Linked DNA regions of Homo sapiens: region 1 is linked to region 2. A link is a contact called in ENCODE Hi-C or POLR2A ChIA-PET data. All regions are on one chromosome and are shown on one strand. Each heading gives the region's core, a stretch centred on a gene start or an enhancer-like site at or near the end of the contact. The rest is flanking DNA. Distances are from core to core; before and after follow the strand shown.

Region 1 (3,762 bases), core at 189-2,688, 4.4 Mb after region 2:
CCCCAGCTGCTTCGAGAACCGCTACTCGGATGCAGGCTCGAGCTGGGCCGGGGCACTGGAAGGGCAGGCATTCCTTGGTAAGGGAGAGGATGCAGAGCAAAGCGGGAGGGAGCTTGGGCTGGGCTGTGGGGGTTCTCCCGGGCTGGGACCCTCGCCCCGGTCCCACGCCGTCCCGTCCCTCCAGGAGCGCCCCCACCGCACCCCCCAGACCCAAGCCTCGGGGCCCGCAGCTCTCACCGCGCATCCCTGGCCGGAGCGTTCCAAGGGCCGCCCGAACCCACCCCGCGCCGCGGTCGGGGTTGCGGCGCCAGACTCCCTCCCAGGCGCGGGAGGCGGACGCCCTCTGGTGGAGGCGGGGGACCCTGGCGAGGACTCTCGGCGGCGGCGGCGGCGCGCACGGCCCAGGGGCTGGGCGGGGCGGGAGGCTGGGCCTCACCCCCACTAGCTGCGGTGTAGGTCCAGCTCCGCGGCTCTGAGACCAGCGTTTCCGACCCGGCCCGGAACAGGGGAGACTGGACTCGACCGAACTGAAGGAAGGGACCAAACCTCGGTGAACTCTGCAACCCTCTCCCGAACACTCCTCGCTGCTGCCGGCGGTTCCAGCCTGCAAACTCAGAGGGGGCTGCCTGGATCCAGTCCCCAGCAGGAGAACCGACCTGGGGACAAAGCGGAGGCACCCAAAGGGCAGGAGCAATGCCGCCTGGAGACTATTCGTGATCCCAAGGACACCCCTTTCTCCACCTGCTCCTCCTCCTCTGACTCGGAACCTGAAGGATTTTTCTTAGGCGAGCGCCTTCCCCAGTCCTGGAAGACCCCCGGAAGCCTCCAAGCAGAGGACAGCAACGCCTCTAAGACGCACTGCACCATGTGCTAGTGGCGCAGCTCAGAGAGGGGATGTGAGTGGGAGGAAAGGGGTCTGTAAAGCGGGAGAACAAGGCTAGCCTCCCCCTAACAATCCTAGACTGAGACGCAGTCAGGCGCACGCCCGCAAGAGGCGGCGAGGTGACAAGTTTGGAGTGCGCCCCCTTCAGTACTGCGCGTTCTAAGACTTTTGGCGGAGACTTTCTTGGCAAAACCCATTCCCCAAAGCTACGCTTCCCCTGCTGAGATAGCCCCTACCCCCACCTCCACAGGCTGGGACAGCCCCGTCCCCACCATCCTCCTCCCAAGCCAATTAAATGATCACAGCACGCGTGACAGTTACCGGCTGGAGAGCCGGAGGTGGGACCGGGAGCAGGGGACCGTAGAACCGGGCCGCGCTCCTCCCCTCCTAGAGTTCGTGGAGGCGCAGCAGAGGGCCGTCCCTCTTCCGGATGTCGGACTAAGCGAACAGCGCCCCCACTGCCGGCCGGTAGCAGCCGGAAGTGCCAGACCGGAGGTGCGTCATTCACCGGCGACGCCGATACGGTTCCTCCACCGAGGCCCATGCGAAGCTTTCCACTATGGCTTCCAGCACTGTCCCGGTGAGCGCTGCTGGCTCGGCTAATGAAACTCCCGAAATACCGGACAACGTGGGAGATTGGCTTCGGGGCGTCTACCGCTTTGCCACTGATAGGAATGACTTCCGGAGGTAACCGAGCCCGAGGAACTTGGTCCTTTTCTGGCCCTTAAATCCGTATTTCCCCTTTCTTGCGAGGCTGGCGCCTCAGGGTTTTTTGTTTTTGTTTTTTAACATTACCAGCATTGTGGCGTCTTCGTAGCTCTGGCTGTGCCTCACTGAGATCCCTGGCCAGGAGAGTTCCCGTGTGGCAAAAGCGATCTTTCTGTCATGTGGCTGTATCTGTAATGTCACCCTGATCAAGGGAAGAAGTGCTAGCACGTAAACAGGCTTTTTCGGCCCTGGACTAGTGCTTTAGCTGGGCTTTGCGTTTGATCTTACATTTCTTTTTTGTTTTTTTTTTTTTTTTGAGACGGAGTCTCACTCTGTTGCCCAGGCTGGAGTGCAGTGGCGCGATCTCGGCTCACTGCAAGCTCCGCCTCCCGGGTTCACGCCATTCTCCTGCCTCAGCCTCCCGAGTAGCTGGGACTACGGCCGCCCGCCACCACGCCCTGCTAATTTTTTGTATTTTTAGTAGAGACGGGGTTTCACCGTGTTATCCAGGATGGTCTCGATCTCCTGACCTCGTGATCCGCCCGCCTCGGCCTCCCAAAGTGCTGGGATTACAGGCGTGAGCCACCACGCCCGGCCTTTTTTTTTTTTTTTTTTTTTTTTTTTGAGACGGAGTCTCACTCTGTCGCCCAGGCTGGAGTGCAGAGGCGCAATCTCGGCTCACTGCCCCTTCTGCCTCCCGGGTTCAAGCGATTCTCCTGCCTCAGCCTCCCCAGTAGCTGGGATTACAAGCGCGCGCCACCACGCCCAGCTAATTTTTGTATTTTTAGTAGAGACGGGGTTTCACCATCTTGGGCAGGCTGGTCTCAAACTCCTGACTTCTCGATCCACCCGACTCTGCCTCCCAAAGTGCTGGGATTACAGGCGTGAGCCACCGCGCCCGGCCACATTTATTTCTTTTTGAGACAGCCTCGCTCTGTCGCCCAGGCTGGAGTGTAGTGGCGGACCTCAGCTCACTGCAGCCTCCGCCTCCCGGGTTCAAGCGATTTTCCTGCCTCAGCCTCCCCAGTAGCTGGGATTACAGGCGCGCACCACCACGCCCAGCTAATTTTTGTATTTTTAGTAGAGACGGGGTTTCACCATGTTGGCCAGGCTGGTCTCGAGCTCCTGACTTCGTGATCCGCCTGCCTTGGCCTTCCAAAGTGCTGGGATTACAGGCGTGAACCACCGCGCCCAGCCTGACCTTACACTTACTAGGCACAAAAATGAACTCCAAATTCCCACGTGGGTCTTGAGCAACCTGCCGTCACAACCACGTATCAACGCCTCGGGAAGGTGGTGATGGAAGCCTTTCCCCCCAGTACATTTCGTTAACTGTACAACTGACTCAGTGACCACAGGGTTAATAAAACACATTGTTTTTCCAGGAACTTGATACTAAATTTGGGACTCTTTGCTGCGGGAGTTTGGCTGGCCAGGAACTTGAGTGACATTGACCTCATGGCACCTCAGCCAGGGGTGTAGCCAAGTAGGTAAGCACTGAACTACACCCATGCGTGTCTTAGGAGACCTAGAGACTGGGTGAAGCAATGTTTTCTGTCAAGTATTCATGAAATGTACAAAAGAATGTGATGTAAAACCCTTAACTATTCCTAGTTAAATGTGTTTTCAGATGTTGAAAGGGATTTAAGTATCTCTTACCAGTTTCCCTCCCATACTTTTACAGTTCTAATGCCACCTGTCGTCTTATCATCTGATTGCAGACAAATGGAATCCTGTGCTGAACCCGAATCTTCCAAAAAACAGCCTACAATCTGTGACCACCACAAGATGTGCCCTGATGGCAGCTGAAGTTTGATTCAGATGGGCACTTTTCTTCCCCTTCCCTGCCTAGTTTCCTTTTGTTCCTTGAGTCCACGCAGAATTCCATTCTCTGGTCAGCAGACAGGCTTAAGCTAAAGTATTGCCTCTATTCTGTAAAGTTCTGTACATAGTTCCCAAGCTTCTGCAGGGGGTGATTTTTGCTCTTGTCCTGAGAAATAACAGTGCTGTTTTAAAAAACATTTGAAATAAATACCGCACACAAAGGCAGTCATTTTATTCTTTTAATAAGAAACTTTTGCTTACAAAAACAAGGTGTAAAAAGATTTACAAAAATCATAAAAACATGATTTATATTTCACACTTGAGAGACAAAAACAAGCCCCAAAACA
Region 2 (3,329 bases), core at 796-3,295:
ACATAAAAATTAAATCATTAAATTTGCTAAATATGTTAACTTTTTCAATATAACTCATTTCCTATACCTTATTTTATACCCTTCAAATTATTATTTTGAGAATGGGTCCATAAGCTCTACAAGATTACCAAAAGTGTTCATGTCATAATGCATGCTAAGAAGCCTCAGTGAGGTGGAAAGAAGGACACTAAACTTTAGAACATAGAGAACTAGGTAAATACCTGTTTGCTGCTTCCTAGCTCTGTAATCTTGAACATATCACTCAACCTTCATTCATATTCCACACTTCCACAGATTCAGTAAATATCTATTGAGCACTGACCACCAGCCTCTGTTAAATCTTGTGAATTTAATACAGACAGACAATCTTTCCTGTACAGAGTTTACAGCTGAGTCGGGGAGGCAGATGAGTCCACAGGCCATTATACAACACCGTGGTAAGTGCTTTGATAGTGGAAGGACAGAGTGCTTTAGGAGCTCAGAGGTGGGTCTCCCAACCTAGATTTGTGACATCAGGAAATATTTCGAGATAGGGACACTAAAGTGACTCCTGAGGGATAAATGGACATTAGCCCAGCAAAGAGGAGAAGCATGATCCAGGCAGGGGGCTGAACTCTTAAGAGACATGGCATGTTTTGTTTTGTTGTGTTCTGTTTTTGAGATGGAGTCTGGCTCTGTCGCCCAGGCTGGAGTGCAGTGGTGCAATCTCTGCTCACTGCAACCTCTGCTTCCCAGGTTCAAGCGATTTTCCTGACTTACCCTACTGAGTAGCTGGGACTATAGGTGCGCACCACCACACCCAGCTACTTTTTTTGTATCTTCAGTAGAGACGGGATTTCACCATGTTGGCCAGGCTGGTCTCGAACTCCTGACCTCAGGTGATCCATCCGCCTCAGCCTCCCCACGTGCTGGGATTACAGGTGTGAGCCACCGCGCCCGGCGGAGACACGGCATATTTGATAAACTGAGAAGAGTCAGCATGGGGAGAACTAAGGGATAGCAGTACAAGGCATACCTGAAGAAGGGGTCATGCTGGAGGGTCTCAGAGGCCATTTTAAGGACATTAGCTTTATTCTAAGAGCAATGGGACATCATTGATGGATTTTAATCATTGTTGGGTTGTGACAGGATCAGGTTTAATTAATCAATTTTAAATTCCCTTCTTTTCACAGGTGTTGAAAATTATAAAAATCACTTTGGTTTTGTGAAGAACGCATTAGAGGGATCACAACTGGAGACAGTCACGGGAGTTTGGAGTTACTGGAGAAATTCTGCCGAGAGGGGGTAAGTGCATGAATTGTGGCAATGGGGATGGGGGTGAATGGATGGATTTGAAAGACAATTAGGAGGTAAGCGCAATTAAGTGTATGAGAAACTTTGGGGTATGAAGAAGAGGGAGATTCCTCAGATTTCTAGCTGGACCAACAGGATGGATGGCAGCGCCCTTCACCAGGAAAAAAGTGAGCTGATGGAAGAACATAAGGTGAAATTTGAATTCATGGGGTTTGAGGTGACTGAGTGAGGATGTCCAACAGACGTTTGGCCATATTGGCCTGAAAATCAGAAGAGAGGTTTGAGATGGAGAGCCAACTGTGCCCATATGGTAAGATGCTACAGGCGGCATTCCTTCTGTCCTCCCGTCCTTCGTTCAAAATCTGTTGAGATGTCCCATAGGCTGGATGTTGGGGATACAGCAGGGAACAAGAACACTGCGTTCGCTCAACCAGTTTACCATCTACCTCTCTGAACTTGTTCTTAGTCTGTAAAATGAAGATAATGATAAGATTAAGTAAGATGAGGTCGTGTGAGGGCACCTAGCACTTACAATTTTTGTATTGGTTTCTCTTCCTCAGAGCCAAAGGAGGAGATAGTTACTTTTGCTTTTGCAGCCTTTTCCGGGCGGCTTTTCCGCGCAGGCGCCCCTGGACCTCCCAGGTTGAGAGGTGGAGCGGGCCAAACCTCAGCTGCCTTTCCCGGGGCCGGGACCCGGCCGGGGGAGGACCGAGGCGCGGCGCTGTCCGTGACGTCATCAGGCTGCGCTGCCCGCAGTACTGGACCCGAGCGCGACGGTGCGGCTGGCGGACCCGGGCTGGCTTGTGGGGAAACGAAACTGAGGGAGGAGGCGGCGGCTCTGGCAGCGGCGGCGACAGTGTCGGCCTGACCCCCCCTCCGCTCCCCGGCAGCTCGCTCTCTCCCCTCAGCGTGAGTGCCGACGCGCGGCCCGGGGGGAGCAAGCGGGCGGGCGCGCGGGCTCAGCATCCTTCTCCCCTCCACCGCCGCCTGGGCCCCCCGCCCGCGGTTATGGGTCTCCTCGCCTTCTGGCCCCTTATGTCTTCCCTCCTCCTCCCACCCCCAACGCCGGCTCCCTGGAGCCCGAGCTGCCGCTGACACACGTCTCTGCGCACACATTCACACGCTCATGTTATCTTCAAATGAAGGGACTGGCCGGGAGACATGGGAGCTTATCTCTTCTCTCTGTGATTAGGGGTGGCAGTGCCAAACCGAGGCCCAGGGAGAGAAGACTGCAGAGGGGATTTGAACCCCTTCTGTGCGGAAGCAGCAGGTAGAACCAGGCCGCTTGCCTTCCGCTTAGAAGTTCCCTGCCAGAGCATTCTGCTGGCATGTGTGGGTCACTTGAGCAGGGCACTGGTTAGCTGTGTGGCCTTCACCTCTGTGGCCGCAGTCTTTTCCCGTGGAAGATGATAGGGTTGGATGAGATGATTTGGAAGGCCCAAATCTAAGGTGATGTGGTTTGGGGAGGAGCATCCGCCTCTCCTGCCTTTCACACAGCTGTTCAACAGTCCGCTTTGAGTTTGCTGTACTTCCAGTCTCCCCCCGAGTCACTTAAGAATTAAAAGCTTTTAGCGCTTGCAATGGCTAGAAGCAAGCTCTGTGATGAGCCTTCCTTTATCTCACCCTGGGGGCCTTTTGGGGGTATTTAAGACTACGGCTTAAAGTGAAATGTGGCTTAGCTTGGTCTTGCTTTCTGTTTGCTCAGTGTCTCCGGTTCTTCCCTGGGACAGCCCCTGCCTGTATCTAGTAAGAGGCTGCTTTCTCAGGAAGGTGGCGGTTGTGCATTGGGTTGATTGGCTCTTCCTTGAGTTGGAGAGAACTGAAACATGTGATCCAGGGTTTTACGAGGTTGGGAGCATCAGTGACACTTTTGGGTTTCAATACTTTCTTGCTGTACCTCGCCTTCCCTAAGGATTGTTTCCCAGCTTGTCGCCCACCCTGTATTGAGTCCTCTTTTCTGAGTTCTCTACAGCCAATCAGTTGTGTGTAAGCCACACTGTATTCACTACTTCTCTTGCTTGCTCTTTAACTTGATA

Evidence for each region. A loop is a pair of places that touch in the nucleus more often than their neighbours do. ChIA-PET counts read pairs that join two places held with the same protein, here RNA polymerase II (POLR2A). Pooled maps may share reads with other maps.
Region 1: a pooled map shows a loop between it and region 2 (14-fold over the local background). The contact joins the promoter of TOMM6 here to the promoter of CMTR1 in region 2. A Hi-C loop is called at or near these places in 1 of 37 single-sample maps with no recorded cell type and 6 of 50 pooled maps. POLR2A ChIA-PET finds 5 or more read pairs at or near these places in 1 of 52 experiments (CD8-positive, alpha-beta memory T cell).

What each region holds. Positions count from the first base shown.
Region 1 is chr6:41,786,256-41,790,017 of GRCh38, forward strand. TOMM6 (translocase of outer mitochondrial membrane 6) reads left to right here and starts at 1,439. Exons shown (of 3, transcript NM_001382294.1): 1 at 1,439-1,570; 2 at 2,977-3,081; 3 at 3,313-3,640. The coding sequence starts at 1,443. The coding sequence ends at 3,073. PRICKLE4 (prickle planar cell polarity protein 4) reads left to right here. Exons shown (of 8, transcript NM_013397.6): 7 at 1-77; 8 at 507-1,197. The coding sequence ends at 874. USP49 (ubiquitin specific peptidase 49) reads right to left here. Exons shown (of 8, transcript NM_001286554.2): 8 at 3,641-3,762. RefSeq lists a silencer at 1-506 and enhancers at 1,127-2,126, 1,197-1,886.
Region 2 is chr6:37,431,176-37,434,504 of GRCh38, forward strand. CMTR1 (cap methyltransferase 1) reads left to right here and starts at 2,046. Exons shown (of 24, transcript NM_015050.3): 1 at 2,046-2,202. LOC107986531 (a long non-coding RNA gene) reads right to left here and starts at 2,048. Exons shown (of 2, transcript NR_171666.1): 1 at 1,876-2,048; 2 at 1,053-1,760. RefSeq lists enhancers at 1,728-2,229, 1,922-2,201 and a silencer at 2,202-2,391.